2 separate regions of the Homo sapiens genome follow, and region 1 is linked to region 2. Evidence: chromatin contacts called from ENCODE Hi-C or POLR2A ChIA-PET data. All regions are on one chromosome and are shown on one strand. The core of a region is the stretch at or near the end of the contact, and the rest is flanking DNA. Distances in the headings are between cores, read along the strand shown.

What was found. Hi-C counts contacts between places; a loop is a spot of excess contacts on that map. ChIA-PET counts read pairs that join two places held with the same protein, here RNA polymerase II (POLR2A). Pooled maps may share reads with other maps.
Region 1: a loop to region 2 is called in a pooled map, with 9 times the contacts of the local background. The contact joins two enhancer-like sites. A Hi-C loop is called at or near these places in 2 of 37 single-sample maps with no recorded cell type and 7 of 50 pooled maps. POLR2A ChIA-PET finds 5 or more read pairs at or near these places in 2 of 52 experiments (CD8-positive, alpha-beta T cell and CD8-positive, alpha-beta memory T cell).

What each region holds. Positions count from the first base shown.
Region 1 is chr5:131,900,597-131,907,385 of GRCh38, reverse strand. All of the region lies in intron 8 of MEIKIN (meiotic kinetochore factor), which reads left to right. Among named protein-coding and RNA genes, the nearest start is that of MEIKIN, 42 kb to the left of the region's middle. Within about 2 kb of position 4,910, at least 2 of the 41 ENCODE cell types and tissues checked have a DNase peak (open chromatin) inside an H3K27ac peak, as active enhancers do; they include CD8-positive, alpha-beta T cell, where a contact is called at or near this core.
Region 2 is chr5:131,852,247-131,859,653 of GRCh38, reverse strand. It overlaps MEIKIN (meiotic kinetochore factor), which reads left to right. Exons shown (of 13, transcript NM_001303622.2): 10 at 4,820-4,900. Among named protein-coding and RNA genes, the nearest start is that of FNIP1, 59 kb to the right of the region's middle. Within about 2 kb of position 5,358, at least 2 of the 41 ENCODE cell types and tissues checked have a DNase peak (open chromatin) inside an H3K27ac peak, as active enhancers do; they include CD8-positive, alpha-beta T cell, where a contact is called at or near this core.

The DNA.
Region 1 (6,789 bases), core at 3,661-6,160, 48 kb before region 2:
AACCAATTTTTTGTTTCATTGCTTTTTTGTATTGTTTTCGAATTCATTTGTTTCTGCTCTGATCTTTTTTTTCTACTAATTTTGGGTTTGGTTTGCTCTTTTTTAGTTCTTTTAGATGCATTGTTAGGTTGTTTATTTGAAGTTTTTATTCTTTTTGATATAAGCATTTGTAACTGTAAATTTCCCTGTTAGTACTGCTTTCACTGTAGCCTGTAGGTTTTGGTATGTTGTATTTCCATTATGATTTGTTTCAAGAATATTTTCAGTTTCCTTCTTAATTCTTCATTGACTCACTAGTCATTCAGGAGCATATTGTTTAATTTTCATGTGTTTGTTAGTTTCCAAAATTCCTCGTTATTTTTTATCTTTTATTTTAGATTCAGGTGTAAACATATCTAATTTGTTATGTAGATAAATTGTGTGTCTGTTACAGTAGTTTGGTGTGCAGATTATTTCTTCATCTATGTAATAAGCATAGTACCTGATAGGTACTTTTTCAATAGTCACCCTCCTCTCACCCTCAAGTAGGCCCCAGTGTCTGTTGTTCCTTCTTTCTGTCCATATATACCCAATGTTTAGGTCCCACTTATAAGTGAGACTGTGCAGTATTTGGTTTTCTGTTCCTGTATTAGTTTGCTTAGAATAATGGCCTCCAGATTTATCTGCGTTACTGCTGAGGACATATTCTTATTCTTTTGTATGACTGCATGGCATTCCATGGTGTATATGTACCACATTTTTTTTCTCTAGTCTACCATTGATGAACATTTAGGTTGATTCCATGTCTTTGCTATTGTGAATAATGCTGTGATAAATATGTGCTTGTATGTGTCTTTATGGTAGAATAAGTTATATTCCTTAGGGTATATACCCAATAATGGGATTGCTGGGTCAAATGGTAGTTCTGTTTTTAGCTGTTCGAGGAATTACCACACTGCTTTCCACAATGGTTGAAATAATTTACACTCCCACTAACAGTATATAAGCATTCTGTTTTCTCTGCAACTTTGTCAGTATCTGTTACTTTTTTACTTTTTAATAATAGTCATTCTGACTAGTGTGAGATGGTATCATTGTGGTTTTGATTTGCATTTCTCTAATGATTAGTGATGTTGAGCATTTTTGCATGTTTGTCGGTCGTGTGTATGTCTTCTTTTGAAGAGTGTCTGTTCATGTCCTTTGCCCACTTTTTAATGGAATGGTTCTTTGCTTATAAATTTGTTTAAATTCCTTATAGATTCTGATATTAGACCTTTGTGAGATGTATAGTTAGCAAATATTTTCTCCCATTCTGTAGATTATTGATTCTGTTGATAGTTTCTTTTGCTGTGCAGAAGCTCTTTAGTTTAATTGGGTCCCATTTGTCATTTTTGCTCTCATAGCAATTTCTTTTGGCGTCATTGTTATGAAGTCTTTGCCATGTCCTTTGTCCAGAGTGGTATTTCCTAGGTTATTTTCCAGGGTTTTGATAGTTTTGAGTCTTAGATATACGTCTTTAATCCATCTTGAGTTAATTTCTGTTTATGGTGTAAGGAAGGGATCTCCAGTTTCAGTCTTCTGCATATGGCTGGCCAGTTATCCCAGCACCATTTATGGAATGGTCCTTTCCCCATTGCTTGTTTTGGTAGATTTGTCAAAGATCTGGTGGTTATGTTTGGGTTCTCTATTTTGTTTCTCTATTGGTCTGTGTGTTTATCCATTTCTTCTAGGTTTTCTAGCTTGTGTGCATAGAGGTGTTTATAATAGTCTCTGAGAGTTTTTTGTATTTCTGTGGGGTCAGTGGTAATGTCTCCTTTGTCATTTCTAATTGTGTTTATTTGGCTCTTCTCTTTCTTTTCTTAATCTAGCTAGTGGTCTATCAGATTAATTCTTTTAGAGAAGTAGCCCCTGATTCATTGATGTTTTGTATGTTTTTTTTCATCTTAGTTTCCTTTAGTCTGATTTTGGTTATTTATTGTCTTCTGGTAGCTTTGGGGTTGATTTGCTCTTGTTTTTCTAGTTCCTCTAGTTGCGGTATTAGGTTGTTAATTTGAGTTATTTCTGACTTTTTGATGTGAGCTTTTAGTGCTATAAACTTCCCTCTTACATTGCTTTGGCTATGTCCCAGAGAGTCTGGTATGTTGTATCTTCTTCCTCATTAGTTTCAAAAAAGTTATTGATTTGTGCCTTAATTTCATTATTTACCCAGAAGTCGTTCAGGAGCAGGTTTTTAAAATTTCCATTTAATTGTATGGGGTTTTTTTCACTTCTTTAAAAATTATACTTTAAGTTCTGGGATACATGTGCAGAACGTGCAGGTTTGTTACATAGGTATACACGTGGTGGTTTGCTGCACCCATCAACCCTTCACCTACATTAGGTATGTCTCCTAATGCTATTCCTCCCCTATCCTCCAACCCCCCGACAGGCCCTGGTGTGTGATGTTCCCCTCCCTGTGTCCATGTGTTCTCATTGTTCAACTTATAAATGAGAACATGTGGTGTTTGGTTTTCTGTTTCTGTGTCAGTTTGCTGAGAATGATGGTTTCCAGCTTCATCCATGTCCCTGCAAAGGACATGAACTCATCATTTTTTATGGCTGCATAGTATTCCATGGTGTATATGTGCCACATTTTCTTAATCCAGCCTATCATTGATGGGCATTTGGGTTGGTTCCAAGTCTTTGCTATTGTGAACAGTGCTGCAATAAGCATACGTGTGCATGTGTCTTTATAGTAGTATGATTTATAATCCTTTGGGTATATACCCAATAATGGGATTGCTGGATCAAATAGTAGTTCTGATTCTAGATCCTTGAGGAATCGCCACACTGTCTTTAATACTTTTACACTATTGGTGGGAGTGTAAATTAGTTCAATAATTGTATGATTTTGAGCAATTTTCTTAGCAGTTATTTCTATTTTTATTGCTCTGTGGTCTGAGAGAGTGGTTGGTATGATTTCATTTCTTTTGAAATTTGCTGAAGATTCTTTTGTACCTGACTTTGTGATCAGTGTTTGCCATGTGCATATAAGGAGAATGTGTATTCTGTTGGTTTGGGGTGGAGAGTTCTGTAGATATCTATTAGATCCATTTGGTCAAGTGTTGTGTTAAGGCTCTGAATATCTTTGTTAGTTTTCTGCCTTGACAATCTGTCTGATACTGTCAGTGGGTGTTTAAATGTCCCATTATTATTCTGTGGTTTTCTAAATCTCTTCATAGGTCTCTAAGAACTTGCTTTATGAATCTGGGTGCTCCTGTGTTAGGTGCATATATATTTAGGAAAGATAGGTCTTCTTGTTGAATTGAGCCCCATAATGCCCTTCTTAGATTATGTAATGCCCTTCTTTGTCTTTTTTTGATCTTGGTTAAAGTCTGTTTTGTCCAAAATGAGAATAGCAGCATCTGCTTTTTTTCCGTTATTTTTTTGTTTTTTTGTTTTTTTTTAATTGGCTTGGTAGATTTTTTTTTCATCCCTTTACTTTGAGTGTGTGAGTGTCATTGTATGTGAGATGGATCTCTTGAAGACAGCATACTGTTGGGTTTTGTTTCTTTATCCAACTTGCCACTCTGTGCCTTTTAATTGGGAGTATTTAGCTCATTTACATTCAAGGTTAGTATTGATATGTGTGGATTTGGTCCTTTTGTCATGTTGTTAGTTGGTTATTATGCATACTTGTTTGTGTGGTTGCTTTGTAGTGTCACTTGTCTATGTACTTAAGTGTGTTTTTTGTAGTGGCTGGTAACGGTCTTTCTTTTCCATATTTAGCACTCCTTTTAGGACCAGTTGTAAGGCAGGTCTTGTGCTAACAAATTTGTCTGAAAAGGATCTTATTTCTCCTTTGCTTATGAAGCTTGGTTTGGCTGGATATGAAATTCTTGGTTGAAAATTATTTTCTTTTATAATGCTGAATATAGGCCCCCATTCTCTTCTGGCTTATGGGGTTTCTGCTGATAGGTCTGCTGTTAGCCTAATGGGATTTCCTTTGTAGGTGACCTGCCCCTTCACTCTAGCTGACTTTAACATTTTTTCTTTCATTTTGACCTTGGAGAATCTGATGACTGTGTGTCTTGAGACTGGTCTTCTTATGTAGTATTTTGCAGGGGTTTTCTGCTTGTCCTGAATTTGAATGTTGGCCTCTCTAGTGAGCTTGGGGAAATTTTCATGGATGATATCTTGAAATGTTTTCCAAGTTGCTTGGTTTCTTTCCTTCTCTTTTAGGTGTACCAATGACTCATAGATTAGGCCTCTTTACATAATCACATATTTTTTGGAGGTTTTGTTCATTCTTTGTCATTGTTTCTTCTTTATTTTTATCTGAGTTCTTTTGTACATCCAGGCTTCAACCTCTGAGATTCTTTCCTCAGCATGGTCAATTCTACTCTTAATACTTGCGATTGCATTATGAAATTCTCAGAGTGTATTTTTTAGCTCTGTTGCATCAGTTCAGTTCTTTCTTATAATGGCCATTTTGTCTATCAGCTCTGGTATCATTTTATTGTAATCCTTAGATTCCTTGGATTGGGTTTCGACTTTCTACTGTATGTCGATGATCCTCGTTCCTATCCATATTCTGATTCCTATTTCTGTCATTTCAGCCATCTCAGCATGGTTAACAATCATTGCTGGGGAACTAGTGGGGTTTTTGGGAGGTAAGAAGACACTCTGGCTTTTTGAATTGCCAGAGTTTTTGCACTGGTTCTTTCCCATCTTTGTGGGCTGATGTTTCTTCAGTCTTTGAAGTTGCTGTCTGTATTATTCATTTTTGCATTACTATAAAGAAATATCTGAGACCGGGTTATTTATAAAGAAAAGAGGCTTAATTGGCTCATGGTTCTGCAGGCTGTACAGGAAGCATGATGCTGAAGCTGTACCTGTACAGGAAGCATGATGTACAGGAAGCAAGATGTACAAGAAACCATCTTCCTGGTTTCTGGGGAGGCCACAGGAAACTTCTTCTTTTTTTTTTTAAATTGAGAAAGATCTCACTCTGTCACCCAGGCTAGAGTGCAGTGACACCATCTTGGCTTACCACAACCTCCACCTCCCAGGTTCAAGTGATCCTCCCACTTCAGCCTTCTGAGTAGCTGGGACCACAGGTGTGCACCACCATACCCAGCTAATTTTTTGTATTTTAGTAGAGACAGGGTTTCACCGTGTTGCCCAGGCTGGTCTCGAACCCCTGAGCTCAAGTGATCCACTCGCCTTGGCCTCCCAAAGTTCTGGGATTGCAAGCATGAGCCATTGTGCCCAGCAATCTCAGGAAACTTACAGTCATGGCAGAAGGCAAAGAGGGAGCTGGCACTTCACATGGCTGGAGCAGGAGAAGAGAGACAGGGAGAGGGAGGAGGTACTATACACTTTTAAAGGACCAGATCTCATGAGAACTCACTATCATGATAACAGCACCAAGAGGGTGGTGCTAAAGCACTTATGAGAAACTACCCCCATGATCTAATCACCTTTCACTAGGCCCCACCTCCAACATTGGACCCACTTCTAAATCTCATGACCAAACATGAGATTTGGTCAGGGGCACAGATCCAAATCATATCACTGCCCTTTGGATTTTTTTTTCTTTTGCCCTGTTTGATATCCTTGGGGGTTTTCTTGTTGTATAAGGTGGGTTCAGTCAACTGGTTTTGTTTCTGGAAGATTTTGTGGGGGGCCAAGGCTCAGCTCAGGACCTCTGGATTGTGTGCTCCAATTCTGTGGGGCTGGTATCAGGCCCCTGGCTTTGTTCTCTGGCCCCTTGAGGTGAGAAACCTGCTCACCAAGGGCCAAGGTGTTCCCAGACTGCTGGTCACAGCACTCTGATGAGTGGTGCCAGCCAAAGCTCTTCACAGGGCAGTGGCAGTGGGATTTGTACATGCCAGCAGCAGTGGCAGTGCAGCAGGGTACATACTTGTTGATTATGGCAGGGTGCTGGCAATTGTAGGGGTACCAGTGTCCATGCAGGTATTAACAGTGGTGGGGTTGGCAGCATGGCACAGGGGGGAACAGGCCCCACTGGGGTCCGTGTGCACATTCACACTGGTGGCGATGTTAGGACGAGGTGGGTGCTGGCAGGTATGGGACTCTGTGTGCCATCTGTACAGGTATCCATGCAGGCAGCAGTGGCCGCTCAGGGTAGGGGAAGGTCTGCCGGTCTCCCTATATAGTTTTGTGCCAATGGCAGTGTCAGCACAGGGACAGAGCATTGGTAGGTGTGGGACTGACGCCATCTGTGCGTGCATTCATGTGAGTGGCAGTGGCCTTGCAGGGTGTGGGGTAGGTCTGTTGGTCACCATGTGCAGTTTCACGCCAGTGGCAGTGTCAACACAAGAACAGGGCACTGGCAGGCATGGGGCTAGCAGTCTTCATGCCTGCAAATGCTTCGACAGCAATGGCAGCATGGTGGGTGAGTGGGTGGGGTGCACAGCAAGGTCCACCCATGCATACATGTGCAAGCAAAGCGGTCTAGGTGTTGGACATGGGCAAATGTGTGCAGGCAAAGCCGCACAAGGGAGGCTGCAGCAGGGGGAGGGCATGGGAGGGCTGGCGTACATCCACAGTGTCTGCTCTCCTGGAGCTCTGTACCAGTCAGGAGCAGTCTGCCAGCACAGGAGCTATGATGCTGCTCTCCCAGGAGGCACCCCACCTGGGCATCTGAGGCTACATTCAAGCAAGTGCTGCCAGGCTGGATCCCCAGGATAGGCAGGCCAACCAAGAGGTGACCAGGTAGACCAGCCCTATCTCATGGGCAAGACTACCCTGGGCTGTTCAAGTCCAACAGTTCCCCTAGGGCTAAAATCTCCTAGAGGAGGAAGG
Region 2 (7,407 bases), core at 4,109-6,608:
TCACAGTTCTGCAGCTTGTACAGGAAACATGGCAGCATCTGCTTCTGGGGAGGCCTCAGGGAGCTTTTACTCATGGTGGAAGGCAAAGCAGGAACAGGCACTTCATATGGCAAAAGCAGGAACAAAAGAGAAAGGGTGGGAGAGATGCTATACTTTTAAACAACCAGATCTTGTAAGAACTCACTCTATCAAGAGAACAGCACTAAGGGGATGGTGCTAAGCCATTCCAGAGAAATCTATCCCCATTATCCAATAACCTCCCACCAGGCCCCACCTCCATCATTGGGGATTTCAATTCAACATGAGATTTGGATGGGAACACATATTCACACTACATCATCACTGTCTACCAAAATCAACTCAAAATGGATTAAAGACTTAAGCATACTGGAACTGGACTCCTTCCTTACACCTGAATAGTATTCCATGGTGTATATGTACCACATTTTCTTTATCCAGTCTACCATTGATGGGCATTTAGATTGATTCCATGTCTTTGCTATGTGAATAGTGCTGCATTGAACATACGTGTGCAGGTGTCTTTATGGTAGAATGATTTATATTCCTTTGAGTATATACCCAATAATGGTATTGCTGAGTCGAGTGGTAGTTCTGCGTTGAGTTCTTTGAGAAATCACCAAATTGCTTTCCACCGTGGCTGAACTAATTTATATTCCCACCAGCAGTGGATAAGCATTCCCCTTTTCTCCACAATCTTGCTAGCATCTATTAGTTTTTGACTTTTTTAATAAGTCATTCTGACTGGTGTGAGATGGTATTTCATTGTGGTTTTGATTTGCATTTATCTAATGATTAGTGGTGAGCATTTTTTCATACGCTTGTTGGCTGTGCATATATCTTCTTTTGATAATGTCTGTTTATGCCTTTGCCCACTTTTTAATGGAGCTGTTTGGTTTTTGCTTGTAAATTTAAGTTCCTTATATATCCTGGATATCAGACCTTTGTCGGATGCATAGTTTGCAAATATTTTCTCCCATTTTGTAGGTTGTCTGTTTACTCTCTTGATAGTTTCATTTGCTGTGCGGAAGCTCTTTTGTTTAATTAGGTCCCATTTGTCAATTTTTGTTTTTGTTGCATTTGCTTTTGGCATCTTCCTCATGAAATCTTTGCCAGGGTCTATGTTCAGAATGGTATTTTGTTGGTTTTCTCCTAGAGTTTTTATAGTTTTAGGTCTTACATTTAAGTGTTTAGTCCATCTTGATTTTTGTATATGGTATAAGGAAGGAGTTCAGTTTCAGTCTTCTGAATATGGCTGGCCAGTTATCCCAGCACCATTTCTTGAATAAAACAGTCCTTTCCCCATTGCTTGTTTTTGTCAGCTTTGTCGAAGATCAGATGGTTGTAGGTGTGCAGCTTTATTTCTGGGCTCTCTATTCTGTTCCATTGGTCTATGTGTCTGTTAAGTTTGTTTGAGGAAGATTTTAGAGGGCCAGAGCTCAGCTCAGCATTCCTAGTTTGACTGCTCTAACTCTAAGGGTGCTGGTACCAGGCCCCCAGCTTTGTTCTCTGGTCTCAGGAGCTTAGGAACTCGCTGCACTGGAGGGGCCCGGTGTTCCTGCTCTGCTGGCCACAGCACTGTGATGGGGAGTGCTGGCCAGTGCCTTTCCTCAGGCAGTGGCATAGCATAGCAGGATCTATGCTAGCTTGAGTGTGGCAGCAGCAGCAGTGGTGGGCTGGGGTGAACAGTTGCTGGCGGGAGTGAGGCACTGGATTCTGTACACACCCTCATGCAGGCCACATTGGCAGGGCAGAGTGCCGCACATTAGCGGTGGCAGGGTGTGCTCACACCAGCAGTGGTGGAGAGGCAGGGTGCATGTACACACACATGCCAGTGGGAGAGAGGAAGTATGGTCACCTGCGCTTGCGGGCCAGCAAAGCAGTGGAGAGGACCTTGGGCGAGTGCATGACAGCAAAGTGAGGTGGAGGAAGGCTGTAAGGGAGTGGAGGCTGTAGGTAGGCAGGTGCGCATCCATGGTGGCTGGTCAGCGGGAGCTCTCTGACGGTGAGGCATGGTCTGCTAGTGAAGGAGCTATGAGAAGGGCCCCTGGGAAGCACCCTGGTTAGGCATGCGAGGCTGTGCCACAAGCGGGCATGCCATGCTGGGGCCCCAGGAGAGGCTGGCAGATGAGGACACTCAGATCGGACTGGACATATCTCATGGACAAGACTGCCCTACTCTGTCCAGGTCCTACAGTTACCCAAAAGCTAAAGCCACCTAGAAGAGTATGGCGAGCCTTGGAGGATGGGCATCCCTGGCCATCCTGCTCCACCTGTGTTTCGAACTATTTTGTCTTTCAGCAGATTTTTTAACTTAAATGTGTGACGTTATTTTTTTCCAGAAAATCATTTATTTCTAAGTTTAAATCTTTTTTTCAAGTTGAAATAATAGGACATGTGAGAAGTGCTGGAAATGTTTTTATAGCACTATAAAATGTATTTCTTGATTATGAATTTGTTTCAGCCTGGAAAAGATTCTGAACATAGAGTTACAAATTTTCAGTTAAACTCTCATTATCTAAAAGTCAAGGTTCCGTCTTCCCACTATAGGTCTGCTTTTATGTTAAATGATGAGTTAATGGCTGCAGCACACCAACATGGCACATGTATACATATGTAACTAACCTGCACGTTGTGCACATGTACCCTAAAACTTAAAGTATAATAAAAATAAATAAATAAATAAAAAGAAAAAAAAAAGAAAGCAATGCAGGTAGAACAGTTTAGTTCTGCTGCCTCAGTCCCCAAAACCTGCATTGATAAGAACTAGTCTTTTATTAACTAATATTTTTTGAAAAGACTATAAATATGTACTGATTGGGAAGATTTAGAAATATATATATATATATTTTAACAAATCTAAGAAAAAATGTAGGGAAGCTATATACTTACAGCTGCATACAAGCTGATGTTTTAAAATTGGACTGATAGTTGACAATTATGTCAAATGAGACCTCTGGGAAGCAGATACTCAGACAGTATAAAGAGTTCAAACATCAGGGGCTAATGACTAAGAAAGGAAGGCAGGGAAGAAGCAGGATTATGCAGGGATAGCCCCAGTCTTCAGTGCAGATCTGACAGAAGCTCTCAACAATGGGGAGTTCTGGAGAAAAGATTGTCTATTATGAAAGTCTTGTGTTGGACTGTTATGCCCAGACATTGGCTGGGGGCTGCTTGAAAAGATGGTGGCCTCAGCATGAAAGCTGAAGCATATTCTAAAGATGTTGTGCTTGGGGGCTGTCAGCTAACTACACTCCTTGCACTGGAACAGCTGGTTCTTTGTTTGAAGAAATGTGAGCAGAGGACCTTCAGGACTGCCACAATGATGATGATAATAGTTATCATTGAGTAGCTCCTACTCTCCAGACACCATAGGTTCTTTTTACATATATTATTTGTAACCCTTGCATCACAGTCCCTAGAGGTAGAATAACCTTCATTGTTGAAATGCGAAAACTAAATATAGCTAGTAAGTTAGAGGCTGATGTGTTCATTTTATTGTAAATATACCCATAAACATTTCTGACAAAAATTTTCCTAATAAACTATTCCAGATTATGTCTTGTACCAACGATCAGTTTAAAAGCTTTTAAGCCAGAAGGGAAAGAAAGGTTGAAAGTAAGATTCCAGACTTGACATCTTACAAGAGACACCTACTCAAAAAGAACATTTATCAGAAGGATATGGTTGCTTCATGGAGTCTAAAGGCCGAAAAGGCAGCTGATTTCTAGAAATAAAGCTGCCTGTCTCTGTCTGTTTGACTATCACTCTTACTTTCTACTCTACCTTTCTACCCGTTTCTTTGCTTTTGCTATCCTAGATTTTCTCTCTCTTGCAGTCTCAAGCTCTGTCTCTTTTCCTTGGTCTCTGTCTTGATCTCTCTCACTGTCCTTCTCTGTCTCTCTCTCTCAATCTCTGCTCACAATCTATGTTGGTTTCTGTCTTCTCTGTCTTTCTCTTTTTTCCTCTCTCCTTCTCTTGGTCTTCCTCTTTTTCTCTCCTTCTCTGTCTTTTGCTTTTCATTCTTCCTCTCCTACCTCCTCTCCTCTCCTCTACCTCTTCCTTCATCTCCTCTCCATTCCCCTCTTCTCCCTTCCTCCCTCTCTCTCTTTTGGCCTGTCGCTTCCTCGCTTTCTGTCACTTTCTTTAGGTCTTGTATCTTGTCTGTTTCTCTCCTCACTCTGTCTTTTACTCTTTCTTGCTTTGTCTACCTGTCTGTCTGTCTGCCTCTTTGTATCTTCAAAAAGTAGAAAATGAGCCTACATCCTACTTTATAATTTCTTTAACTTTGATGTTCCATAAATGAAAGTATCTATATACATTTAACGTTATATATTTTAAACCAATTATCCTTGCTACATATATTTCACAGCTCCAGAAATAACTTATACTTTCTTTCCACAAAAAGTACAATAATATACTAAGAATTAAATGCTGAAAGTAAAATACCTTTCTTAGTAGTTAACAAAGATAACTGAAGCGCCATTTCCTAACTCAACACTCTAATTAGCTTTTCTTTCTAAATTAATAGTAATTTCAACCAAGGTATTCATTTCAACCAAGGTATTCTCATATAGTTGCTATGCCATATAGAGTTCTCTTGGATGTTGTTTGATCTAGCTCAAGTGAGAAAATTCTTTAGTTTCCTGTGAAGTGGTTTAAAATTTAATGAACAGATTAAGGATTTTCTTAGTACTGTACATTATGATCTGGTCAACTAACTTGAAATTGTAGTTTTACTATACTAAAATAGTTTATTTCTTTCTGCTGTTCAATCCCTGTTTTATAAAAACATTTATAGAAAACAAATTCCAGTACTCCTGGTAAGAAAAACAGAGGCCTTTTAACAAGTACTCCATCTTCAGAGACAGCTGGTTTTGTGGTAAGTATTAGCATTTGGCACTTGTAGTATCTGTTTTCTGGCTCCTCCTCTCCCCATTCTTCTATTTTTCTCATATCAGGGAAATATTGCCTATGGAGAATAATATCTGTGTTTTTCTGTTGCTTAAGCACACTTTCAATGAAAGTACTTTGTATACTACTATACATGCAAGAGAGAAGGAAAAATTAGAGTACTGCAGCAACAACCAGGATTCTTCTGTTTTTTCCTTTCAGTTTTAAAAATTGTGATGAAATATATATAACATAAAATTTATAATTTTAACCATTTTTAAGTGTACAGTTGAAGTATATTCATTCACATCATTATGCAACCATCACCACTATTCATCTCTAGAACTTTTTTCATCTTGCAAAACTGAAATTCCATATGCATTAAACAGTAACTTCCTGCTCCTCCCTACCCCACCCCTGGAAACCACCATTTTACTTTCTGTTTCTATAAATTTGACTACTCTAGGTACCTCATATAAGTGGAACCATACAGTATTTGTCCTTTGTGACTAGTTTATGTCACTTAGCATGGCATCTTCAAATTCATCTATGTTACAGCATGCATCAGAATTTTATTTTTAAGGATGAATTGATACTCCATTGTATGTATATGACACATTTTGTTTATCCATTCATCTATTGATGGACAATTGGGTTGCTTCTGCCTTTTGACAATTGTGAATAATGCTGCTATGAACATGGGTGTACAAATATATGTTTGAGTCCCTGCTTTCAATTCTTTGGGTATGTATCTAGAAGTGGAATTGCTACAGCATATTGTAATTCAATTTTTCTTTTTGAGGAACCACCACACTGTTTTCCTTAGTAGCTGTACCATTTTACATTCCCACTAGCAAAATGCACAAGGGTTCCAGTTTCTCTACTTCCTTGCCAGCACTTGTTATTTTCTTTTTTGTAATAGTAGTTCTTATGGATGTGAGGTGGTATCTCATTATGGTTTTGATTTGTATTTCCCTAATAAGGATGACACTGAGCATCTTTTAATGTGTTAATTAGCTATTTGTATATCTTTTTTGGGAAAATATCTATTCAAGTCCTTTGTTTATTTTTGAATTTTTAATTGTTGAGTTGTAGGAGTTCTTCATATATCTGAGATGTTAACCCATTACCCAACATATGATTTACAAATAATTTGCCCCCTTCCATGGGTTGCCTTTTCACTCTGTTGATAGTGTCCTTTGATGCACAAATGTTTTTTATTTTGTCATAGTAAAATTTGTCTTTTTCTTTTCTCACCTGTTCTTTTGATGTCATATCCAAGAAATGATTATCAAATCCAGTGTCATCAAGTCTTCAGTCAAATATCCAATGTTCCTCTTCAGTGTGAGCAATCCTCACAGAGGTCCATGCAGCGGCTTACATAGCAGTGTGGGGACTGCTCAGGCACAAGGAGATGAAATCCAGTATCTTTTGTAACAGCACTTATGCATAACGTCCATGGTCTCCACAAAGGACATGTGTAATTACAATGTCCCTGCACTCAGGGAAACTCAAAGTATTTTAGCTTTTATAGTGCAGTAGTTATTTATTTATAGTGCATTTATAGTTCCTCCTATAGATACAATTTTCCAATCAGACATTATTTTTACCATAAGCAATGTTACCTAGTAACACAGTTGACATTCTTACACTTATCAGGTTCCTAGGGGAAAGGAGTTACAGATTTAACCAATAGATGCTCATGATGGGAGAAAGGATTTTGTTAATCCTCTGCTCACAGTCTTTCCAGTGGCCCAAAAATCAATACTTTTTCCAGAAAATGAGTGTCTCATTTTTTATTCATTCTTGGTTGATATTTGGAGTTAAAATGTATTGATGAATAACAAATGTACCAAAATGATTTTTTTCGTGGCAAAACTAATTTAGTGACTATTTTACAAATATCAACATATTTTTAAATTTGAGGTACAAGTTACGTTTTATAAAACTCAGTATACTAAAGTATATAATTCAGTGGTTTTTAGCATACTTAAAAACTGTGCAACTATCATCATGATCCTATTTAAGAACATTTTCATCACCCTATTCGTTAATAGTCAGCCCTCATCCCCCCATCCCACCCTCCAGTCCAAAGAAACTACTGATTTAGTTTCTGTCTCTATAGGTTTGCTCTTTCTGAGTATTTCATATAAATGAGATCATATAACATGTGGCGTTTTGTGCCTGGTTTCTTTCACTTAGCATAATGTTTTAAAAATTCATCTATGTTATAGCAGGTATCAGTACTGCATTCCTTTTTTATGACCTATGTATTAGTCTGTTTCCACACTGCTATAAAGACATACCCAAGACTGGGTAACTTATAAAGAAAAGAGGTTCAATTGGCTCACAGTTCCGCATGGCTGGGGAGGCCTCAGGAAACTTACAATCATGGTGGAAGGGGAAGAGGCCTGTCTTACATGGCAACAGAGGAGAGAGCATGGAAGAGCAGGGAAAACTACCCTATAAAACCATCAGATCTCGGGAAAACTCACT